2 separate regions of the Mus musculus genome follow, and region 2 is linked to region 1. Evidence: chromatin loops called from intact Hi-C (ENCODE). Cell type or tissue: gastrocnemius. All regions are shown on one strand. Links, peaks and the distances in the headings refer to the core of each region. The heading gives the core; the rest is flanking DNA. Region 1 overlaps Acsf3 (acyl-CoA synthetase family member 3). Region 2 overlaps C230057M02Rik (a long non-coding RNA gene).

The links. A loop is a pair of places that touch in the nucleus more often than their neighbours do. Peaks named below come from ENCODE experiments on the same cell type or tissue, not always from the same donor. Only the 100,000 strongest peaks of a DNase experiment are listed, where the experiment ranks them.
Region 2: a loop joins it to region 1, with 7 times the contacts of the local background. A loop is called at or near these places in 3 of 42 quality-filtered maps.

The regions. Positions count from the first base shown.
Region 1 is chr8:122,801,504-122,806,873 of GRCm38, reverse strand. It overlaps Acsf3 (acyl-CoA synthetase family member 3), which reads right to left. Exons shown (of 10, transcript NM_144932.4): 7 at 4,233-4,359. Among named protein-coding and RNA genes, the nearest start is that of Gm35466, 19 kb to the left of the region's middle. In gastrocnemius, for the core only: no CTCF peak of the experiment used is centred there; DNase peaks (open chromatin) are centred at 709, 1,340 and 2,441.
Region 2 is chr8:122,725,962-122,731,331 of GRCm38, reverse strand. C230057M02Rik (a long non-coding RNA gene) reads left to right here. Exons shown (of 4, transcript XR_001778694.1): 3 at 1,438-1,561; 4 at 4,778-5,370. Among named protein-coding and RNA genes, the nearest start is that of C230057M02Rik, 24 kb to the left of the region's middle. In gastrocnemius, for the core only: no CTCF peak of the experiment used is centred there; a DNase peak (open chromatin) is centred at 3,236; H3K4me3 peaks cover 176 bases; H3K27ac peaks cover 1,029 bases.

The DNA.
Region 1 (5,370 bases), core at 100-5,099:
GGGAGAAAGCAGAGGAAATTATATGTCAGAAGTTGAACACCAGAAAGCAGACAGGCAGGTGGTGAAGAACTGGAGAGCCTGGCGGGAGCTCCATGTGGCAAACAAAGAGTGCACGCGTGTGCATCACTACAGGGCCTGGGCTCTAGATGCTCTGGGAAGCAGTGCAGCTCCCCTGGAAGGACAACAGGTCCCGAAGCCCTGCAGAGCCTGGCCTCTCCAGCACCAGCAGGCAGCATCCACCAGCCCGAGCTTAGCAGAACAAATACTGCCCGTGACTGACCAGTGTGGGAACGGCCTGTGGGAGTGGGGTCCACCAAAGGATGGCAGGGTGTGAGTAAGCAGGCAGAGTGTGAGTCAGGTCATCCTCTGTGAAGGGGGTCAGCACCCCTGAAGCCACCAACAAGACTTGGGGGAGAGAGAGGGCGGGAGGGGGTCTTCTGGGCTAGGGTTGGGCTGGCTGGGTTGTGGAGGTCTAAGCCATGGATAGACACATAACTCAGATTTTTAAAAGTTTGCAAACTTCTGCCTGGATTTCCAGCTCATTGTGCAGGAACAAACCAGGGACACACACTGTCAGCCCTCACGCACACCAGGGGGATGAGGCCACTGTCATGTGGACCTGGCCTGTTTCGTCCACACATAGCACCTGAGCCCAGGGACTTGGCACTGGGAACAAAGCACAAAGGGTGCCAGGTGCCCCCGTTTCCTGTGCCTGCCAGTCAGGATGGTACCAGTGCCTTCCCAACCTCCCAGGTGACAGTCACAGCAAGGCAGGGGCAGGAAGCTCAGCCGTCAGGAATGAGGACCCATACACACCTCCACTGGCTGACAGCATGGAACAGCCTAGGAGTCTCTGGGAAGACTATTAATCAATCAACAATTGATTAAAAACGAATGATAACCTTTAGAGGTCGAACTGGAGAAGCCACCTGACAGAGCTAAGGAGCCTCCTAGCAGCACTGGGTCCTAACCCTAAGCAAGCATGCACAGAGCCTCATGGAGAACTTGGCACACATGGAGAGCAGAGGAGAAAGATTGCTCAAATAGCAGCTCAATTAGGGATATTCACTTCCCTGCCTGCCTACTCAGCACAGGTTATGTGGTGGGTGGTGGACAGCACCATTATCAGTGGGTGGCCTCTTCCAGGCTAAGCTTTGGCTTCTGCATGTCTCATGTCCCCATGGAAACCCAAGTGAGGGGCAGCACAGCTTGTCTGCATGATTCCAGCCCTCCAGAACACCCGGTGCCTTGGGGTCTTGTTAACTCCCGCCCTCCCTGCTGGTGCCCTGCTCTCTCCACGGCACAGAATAGCACAAACTGCCCACCATGTGTAATTACTGTGGCATGAAGGCAAGGCTGGCTCCCAGCCCAGATCTTGGCTGATTCTAGTCCTGCAGGCAGACAAGCAGCCTCTGCCCATTGCACAGGGTTCAGAGGTCCTAACTCATGCTACCATTCCTATGGAGGGTATGGGGAAAGGGCAACAGGTTTTTACATCTGAAAACCATTTACAGCCATGCATTTAAGAGACTTTGCAGCCTGGGTCCTCCAAAAGCCCATGGTGGCCTGGTGTAGAGCAACAGGGAAGGGCAAAGTCCCCAAAGCCAGCCACATACAACAGACCACAACAGAGCCCCAACAGACAGACACACATGAAGTAGGGTACAGATCTGAAGGAGGGATTTCGGGACATGGTAGGCTTGTTCTGGAAGAGTAAAGGTGTTTACCTCTCCTTCCTCCTTCTGTGCCTTACAAGTTGCTGGTGACTTTCCTCAGATCAGAATTCTGTTCCCTAAGGAACTCCACCAGCTGACGTGCCCCCAGGTGATGTGCCCCCAGCTGACGTGCCCCTTGCAGGTTTATTGGTAATGACACCTGGTTCCTGTGCACATTAATGGAATTAACTCTCAGCGCCTAGATTCCATCCTCTCTGCTGTAGGGACCTGGGTGACTGGCTCTTTAGCCTTGGTGGTCCTCAGGTGGCACAGGAGCATTCCTGGTCCCTCCCATCACCCACCGAGGACAGCCTAACTCCAGACTCTAGGCTTACCTATTACTTACAGCCTGCCTGGGCCCCGAACTCCAGGCAGGCCATGTGTTCTAAACAGTTTTGTTGGAAGTCACAGAGTTAGGAGGACTAATTTTGGCAGCAAGGGAGGTCTAGCTCCTTTCTGAGTCACCACCAACCTTGTGAGTTCCTCTGCATACTCCCTGGGGCATGAATAATCACAGAAAGGAAGGGGGAGATGGTGGAACAGTGGGCGCAGGGGGTAAGCAGGGAGCCACTGTCCTCTCATCCTGACCCAGAGGGTGGCCTGGGAGAGGCTGTGGAAGAGCTCTTCCCAAGAGCCCAGGGCAGCCTTTCTCCAGCTTGTGCCACAATCCAAGTGGCAGGAGGGACAGCTAGGGAAAGGGTTAAGTTTAATTTATCCTGATTTCTACTTAATATCATGCTCTCCCCGTAGGAGCGGCAGCTGCGAGCTGATTGCGCGCTCTCATTATGCAGCCTGTATCGCTAATGGCCTGTGACAAAGGCTTGCCAGCTCCCGGCCTTACCCCCGAGAGCCAATTAAACACACACACTCCCTTCCTGTTTGCAGCACGTTACAATGAAATTAAACTGAATTTCAAAATCGTTTTCTCCTGAAGACATCTCTTTACAATAATTAATGCATGCTATTCCTTTTCAGCAGAAAGGCCCACCCGGAGGGAGCGCTCACTGCCCACGTGGCTCCTGCTGCACCCCAGGGCTCCATGAGTCCCAACATCAGTAAAACCTATAGGGCTTGCTCCCTGTGTTTTTAAAGGGAAGAACACAGCCTTTTATCCAAACCTAAACATAAAAGAAGGTGACCACAAAGCAAGTTGGAATCCCTGCAGGGACTGTGCAGAAGGCTGCTGGAGGGGCCTGTAAACGCAGGACTCACTCAAAAGCAGGCTTTCCCAAATCCTGCACTGGAGGGACAATGGCAGGAGGGTTGTTTCCTCCAGATAGCTGGCATTAACCAGGACGCTCACAGAGGGAGCACTGAGGAGCTGTGGTTATCTGCTTACCACTGTCCATCCCTGATCTACTAATATAATCACATCAGGTTCTCCAACACCGAGCTGGTGACACCCTGCAACAGTGGTGCCTGCAGAGCCCACAGGGCATGCCCGTGAGTTTGTGGGTCTCAACTGTGGACCCTGGGCACTCCCTGGAGGAGTTGGATTGATGCCCCCACTGAGCTAGAATATACTGGCCCAAGGTAGCCAGGACAACACATGCTTCCAGGGCCACCACACTGAGGGTCACATTTGGCAAACTTATAGATTGTCTCCTCCTTCCCTACAGACTCTGCTTCTCTCAGCTGAGCCACAGTACCCAGCCAGGGCCCATGGCCCCCAAAGGCTTTGCCTCCCAAAAGAACATGGTCTAAACCGCCTCTGTTACGTGGGTCAGGATGTCACCTGAGAAGCAGGCCTTTCTTTTTGAAAAGTATTACCTAAGAACTAGATAAGAAAGCATATTCTCAGAGTGTCAGGAATACTGAGGGGCAAAAGGAAGAGTGACCAGAGCGTTACCTCCTGAGGTCAGTGCCTTGTGTGATGTCGATGGGCTTCAGCCAAAACCCACTGTCCTTAACATGAGGTTCCCGTAAGCTACGGAGGGCTCTCAGGAGGACTGGTGCTCAGGTGGAGAAGCTCCAGGCCATGCAGAGTGTCTCCCAACCTGCGTGAGCTACTGCCCTCACCCCACCATGAGCCCGCAGGCCACACAGAAGAGACCAACTGGAATATGCACATTAACGCCTAAACCAAACCAAATCACAGTAAATGAACCTGCTTCTGACCCCACGGTGGGAAGGGGGATTTACAGAGCAAGAAGATGGCTGTGTGGACAGGAGCAGTGGGGTGCCCAAGAGGAACAGGAGGCCTGACCACCGGGGCAGGAGGACCACAATCATCATGTATCAGCAAGGCTTTGGAAACGTGGCCAACAGGCAGAGGGACAGTGTAGACGCTACCTATGTCTTGAGGACAGGGCTCCAGGCTCCTTCTAGGGCAGTTGTCTCAGACCCTCTCCAGTAGTTGGCAGGAGGCTGAGGCACTCAACAGGGTGTCAGATAGCAGCCTCCAAATGGCCTCCGCCTTCAGTGGGAGGTTCTGGAATGCACAGGCCGAGAGACACCAACACAGACCAGACCCACCTCCACCGCAGTCCCCTCTGCCACTTCAGGCCTTTGTCCTACCTGTTCTGAACCAGCCATCGGAAGTGAAAGCACTTTTCGTTTCTTCTGGCTTATCCCAGTATTCTCGGAACACCGAGGGTCCCCTAACCAGCAGCTCCCCTTCCTTTTCCTCGAACCCTGGAGTCACCTGCAGAAGGGAGGAGACATGCAGGTCAGAGCAGGGCAGCACTTGCTCTCCACAGCTCCTCTACCCCACTGCTGACCCAGGCAGGTGGCTTTTTTGAAACCAGATAGTTGGAAATCTTTGAAAATCACAACCTTCAATAGGTAGACCTATTGAACAACAGCTTGGTTCAGAGTGGCCAACCAATGGACCAAGTTCCTGGATGTCAAGTAGAACGTGTGGCTCCTCTAGCATTGTCACGGACACTGTGTCTTGACCATGGGGCTGCTGTTTGTGGTTATGTTGTATACACTGGCTATGTAAGATCAGCACATACACTTGCACCTTGGCTGTAATGCTTGAGGCCAGTGGTGAACGATGGTGTTGCTGTTGAACATGTCCGCTAGTCTACACTTCTCCTTGCTATTAGAGTATGAGCCTTCCACTTTTTGTCTTGAGCCAGGGTCTTGTTCTGTAGGACAGGCTGGTCTAGAACTCATGATGTGCCCACATGACACACACACACATCTCTGAAGGAGATAACCACCCCTACAAGTTGTCTTCTGACCTCAACATGTATGTTGTGTCACACACACATGGGCACAGACATGAGTACACACACACACACATTCACACACACAAAGTATGCCCATTTTCCTGCCTCTATGAGACACAATGACGTAAAACCTAACTGGGGAAATAGTGTAAAAAAAAAAAAGAAATGAATGAAAATTTGAAAAGAAGAAATAAAAGGGCTATTTGCAAAAAACGTGAGGCATATGTGAAAATTCCTAATATATTACAGCCTGAAGTCAAACAATGTCCTTGAACTAGTGGGTGAACTTAGCCAAATTACTAGAGGATGCCAGTGCCCACCCAGAGCTAGCTGTGCTGCCACAGACTATCGATGAGCAACCAGCACTTACACCCACTGGGGTATCAGAAACAGAAGGTAAAGAAAAGGAAAGGCCAGGCAGTGGTGGTGCACGCCTTTAATCCCAGCACTTGGGAGGCAGAGGCAGGCAGATTTCTAAA
Region 2 (5,370 bases), core at 316-5,315, 76 kb after region 1:
AAGTCTGAGACACTCCATCACAGCAGACACGTGTGTGTGTGTGTGTGTGTGTGTGTGTGTGTGTGTGTGTATGGTGGAGAAGTCCTTCAAAAGAGAAGATGGTCTGGAGAGCCTCAGGCTTACTGAGAGAGGAAGCCATGGGAAGTTGGAATGTGGTAACACAAAGCCCTCTTTCAGTTCCAACCTTCTTTAGATGCCAATGAGACAGACATAATAGTGTCCGGTGGGAAGTATGGCATCTGCAGAAGAGGCATGTGCGCTTTCAACAGGGGACAGGAGGGTAGAGGCACTACAATAGCATCTCCTTCTAGAGCATGAGGTCATATCTAGAGATGGGGTGTGAGTCCAGAATCAAGATATCATTATCCTTAGAGCAGCTGCCAAAAATAAAAGAAGCTAAGAGGAATAAACCAAATGTTAAAGAATAATCAAATCATTCAAGTAGGCAAGAAGGAAAATATGAAACAAAATTCAATTTTGTATATAAAACCAACAGCGTGATAGTTTAAGCTTATCCGTGTTAACAGTTAAATTAAATATAAATGGGTTAATATCTGAGCAGAAGTCGAAGGGCCAGCGTGTCTGGTTCAACCTTCCTACCATGTTAGAAGCCCCGGGTTGGTTGAATTCCCAGTACCACGAGAAAGGAAAAGAAACAAAAGGAAGGCCAGTCAGATGCCTCAGTGAGAAACGGTGCTTGCCGCCAAACCTGACAACCTAAGTGTGATTCCCCAAACTCACATGGTGGAAGGAGAGACGTGGCCCCTGAAAGCTGTCCTCTGACCTCCACACACATGCTATGAATTTGAGCATACATGCGTGTGAATACACACACACACACACACCACTTTTCAAAAATTGGGAGGAAATGAGGGACGGTTACACTAGGAGTAGACAGAGTAGCCTGCAGACGAGAAATCCTAATAGAGTTGGAGAGGAACACACCAGTTATGAACTCAGAAGAAGAGCCATGGGGCCTGCTCTTAAGAAGTTCAAAACACATGACACAAATCCAAAGGGAAACAGAGAAACTCATAGCCACCGTTGGGAGTCCCAACATCCCCGTCAAATATAGAACCAGAAAAACCAGGAGGTTGGGGAGAGTAGGGAGAAGACAGGAGCTTCAACCACCATGACCTCATTGATAGTGATAGGACCCTTCATCCAGCAGCGACAGGATACACAAGATTTCCCCCAAAGGCAAACAGAAGAAAGGTGCAGTGACATTTTGACTTTATCTCAATACATTTAGCGCTGAAGGAGGTTGGGTAATTTTGTCACCGTCAGAGATTGAGGTCGCTTTTGAGGTTTCCACGGCTAACAGAGCTCCATCCACCAAAGCTCCCCAGTCTCCTACCAAAACACAACATAAAACGAAACTGTGAAAATCTGAACGTACAGCTAATAAGTCCCTCCTCTTTCCCATGTTGCTTTAAGTTCCAGGAACCCGGAACAGGACCCTGGACTCGACAGAGTGCAGTAATCTATGGCGTAGACAATCTGCTGTTTCTACAACTGATATTTTGTCTTGTGACATTTCTCAAGCTTGCATTGGAAGCAGGTGTGTACACATTATAAATAAAGTTTCTAGAGGAACCAGTCTTTGTGTACAGGGGACCTTGACATCTGTTGGCCTGAGTTTGGCATTCTGAAGACTACTCACACTAACCTGGAACGCCCCTAGCCGTGGCTTCTTCTCTAGCCACCTCTTGAGTCTGTACCTGAGAAAACCCTACTCTTACTCAACCTGGCTCAGGTAACCCCATCCTTTATGGCTGCAGCTATAACTATGGCCAGCCTTCCTATGCCCCAGCCCTGTAGCATGGAGGCTCAGGACCTTGCTGGAGCCGCTACTGCCAAGCACAGACTTAAGAGTGATGGGATCCACTGGACACTGAGCATGCTCAGTTCTGTCCACTTGCTCAGGGGTCCTGAATCCAGCACCACCGTTGCTTTTAGCCCCTACAGGATGCTGGAACATAGATGGGGAGGGGTCTAGCATCAGCTTCTTCCAAGGCTAATCCATGGCTGTCCCCTGCGTGTGTGTGCGTGGTGGGGGGATCTTAGACTCTGCTCACATGTCATCTGCCTGGACCCTGCAGACCATAAACATGCCCACTAGCTGGGTGGTGACATGACCACACACAACACTCCTCAGCAGATGCATGTGGAAAGCTAAGTTGTGGCCGGAGTCTGCTCACCTTGGAGGGGTAAACTGGCTGCCTGCCCTGCAGAGAAATATACAGACACCAGCAGGCTAAGACCCACCATCCCTAGGTTGGCGATGCTTCTCCTGAACTCAGTGATGACAGTGTGCATCTCAGGGATGTCACAGAGGAAAAGGGGGAGACTAGGCTTGCAGCCCCATCCCCAGCTCTGGAAGAAGCAGGAGGCCTGACCACCCCTCCTCTGATGTTTGCTGTTTTGTTGTTGTTGTTAATCCTTCACCAGGTGGAACCAGCACTGTGGGGCTTAATTAGGCTCAGCCAGCTGTTGCTGAACACAGGAATGCAGGGCAGCAGCGGTAGAGTCAGCCTGGAGCTGTGCGGTGGGGAGGGCTGGGGCCACTGCATCCCTGGGCTGGAGCGAATGTGGTCTGAGAATGAGGGGCAGAAAGCTGGGGCTGCCAGGGGGACTCTGGGCAGGTCCAGGGATCTTTCCTCTCTCCTCCCCTCCCCTCCCCTCTCCTATGCATTGAAAGATCTCAGCTCCCCTAAGAACTGAGACCCACCCACCCTCATAAAGGACAAAGGGAAACTTCAGGGAGCCCAGGGGAGATCTTAAGGATGCCACTGCTCAACCTTGGGGCTGGAGTTCTGGAATGAGTATAGGAGACAGAGGTAGAGAGAGATGGAGGGGAGGGAGAGAGGGGAGGGAGAGAAAGAAAGGAGAAAGGGGTAATGGGTGTGGTAAAGAGAGGGGTATGTGGTTTGGGGGTGTGTGTAGGAGAGTGTATATACATGTGTGTTGGAGGGGAAGTATGTATGTGGAGGAGATGTGTGCATATGCACACATACAGTGATATAGAACATGGGAACATGTATACACAGGGCATTGTGTATGGGAACATAGACACACAGGTCTCAGGGTGGGGCGAACAGAGATTCTCTGTTCACACTTGTAGTGGTTAGAGGGGTTCTGTTTCCCCTCACATTTTCCACAAGGCATTAATAGAACAACAAGCTGCTTATTTGGGAGCACAAAGTGTGGGTGCCCAGTGAAGAGCTGGCGTGCTGCCACGGCTCCTCTCTGACCTTGCAGCCGCTCCTTGCAAGGGGTTGAACACGCATCAGCTAGCACATGTCTGTTTAGGGGAGTCAGGTGTGGAGAGTGAGGGATCTGGGAACTGGCATGCGTAAGTAAAGAAATGGGGCACACGCATACCTCAGACACTTACTCCCTCCAACTATCAGGACCCCAAAGACAGAAAGAACTTCTAGACCCAACCGAAGATATTCAAGTGTCCAGCAGAGGTGCCCAACCTTCGGAGGGACACTGCCACAGATCAACGATGACAACGTCAGAACCGTATAGCCAGGACCAGGGGGGCTAAGAGTGATGGGCACACGTGTTCGCAGGCCACAGGGGCTACACTGTGTCCCTCCATTCTAGAAAGCTGTTGGCTAGAGGAGAAACAGCCACACATGTCATTTGCGTTCTGCTTGTCTTCCCTGCCTATCCATGTCATCTGCATTCTGCTAGAATCCCCTGCCAACCATGACCTCTAGGGGTGAAGTGAGTTCACATCTGTGGCTGGGTAGGAAGTAGAGGGATAAACATATCCTTCTGGGGTTATCCTCCAGTTTCATCAGTCTTTAACAAAAGTGCACCCTATGGGGATAGTGACGGGCATTGCCCTGAGGAATGAAAGAACCAGCAGGCAGGTGAAGGTTTCAGATGTTGTGTGTTTGGTTGTATGGAACGTCATACAGTGTCTGGCTGGGGTCCAGGCATGTGCCTGGAGCATGGTTAGTTCGTAGTGTCTCAGCTGTGCACAGCAGTCACCTGGCTGCAAGGCTGCTCAATATGTGTTTCTGTCACTACCTGGAACCTAAGGACTTTGGGGCCAGACGAAGAGCAGGTATCTTCAGAGCCCGCACAGATGTCTTTGTTCTGGCTAAGAACAGAAGTCAGGCCTGGTCCCCAGCGCCCTCCCCCACCCTGAAAACCATGTGAACCCCACTGCTCCCCACCTGCCTATGGGAAGAGAATGAAAGGCAGGTGAGGAGCCAGCCCCACTGCCCTCCTGGCTCTCACAGCCTGGCTTCACCTGCTCTGAGCCTCACCTGAAACCACACCTGAAGAGCAGCTGGCTCAGGCCCTGCCCACAAATGTCCCGCCCCTATCCCACATTATTTGTTCCCTACCCCATTCCCAGGGATAAACAGGATCCTTAGATGATTGACACATACCTCACCCAATCAGCAGATTCATTTTGACTCCTGCCAAGGAAGTAAACTTGGGATTGAAATATTTTAGGAATATGCTTCATGAAGTTGGGGTCTTCAGCTCCCTGGAGTGATCTTCTAGTAGATTGTTCTGACCTGGGAACTTTATACTGATCACATGGGGAATAGGGTGGTTTCCAGACACCTTTCCATATTTGCTCTCTGTTGTATCTTGGGATTTTTTTTTAATGGGTCTGCATTGCTGGGCTTGAACCTAGGGTCTGGTGCATATAGACAAGCTATCCAGCACTGAGCTACGTATGGTCCAAATTTGCTCTGGGTGAGCTCATCTCCTTTAAAAAGATCACCCAATCATGGTATTTTTGCAGGATGGCCCTGCAAAGGATAATATCTTCGGTGAGGTCGGAGGAGAGACAGCAAGCACAGTCACTCGGAGTTTTGATGTGAAGTTGACACAGGCTGAGAAAGAAGAGCCAAGAAGCCACGTCGCCTGGAGTAAACCCAGCTCTTATCTGCCAGACCCAAGGGGGGAATCTCAGATTCCCCAGCTCCTGCCCAGCTCCTGCCCAGCTCCTGCCCAGCTCCTGCCCAGCTCCTGCCCAGCTCCTGCCCAGCTCCTGTGGGGCTAAAGTTCACTTAGAGCTGCAGGCCACAAGCCCAGGCCATCCCAAGCAGGCCTCATGACAATGTATATGTTTCTGAGAAATCCTCTTTTGGGGAGAGCAGGACTTAGCCTGCATAGACTAGGGATCCCCTGATAGGCAAGGAAACAGCAGCCAGTCACTTGTAGGTTAGGTCCCAGGAGCGTCCAGTCCCCATGCTGGCCCTGCTCAAGTTCCAGGAAGGGACTTTCACCCAGAAATAGCTAAGGACTATGACAACCTTCCCAACACACTTGTTTATGATTTGACTTAATTATTTTTCTATTTATCTCTATTTCTGAATCTCTCCCTTTGGGTTT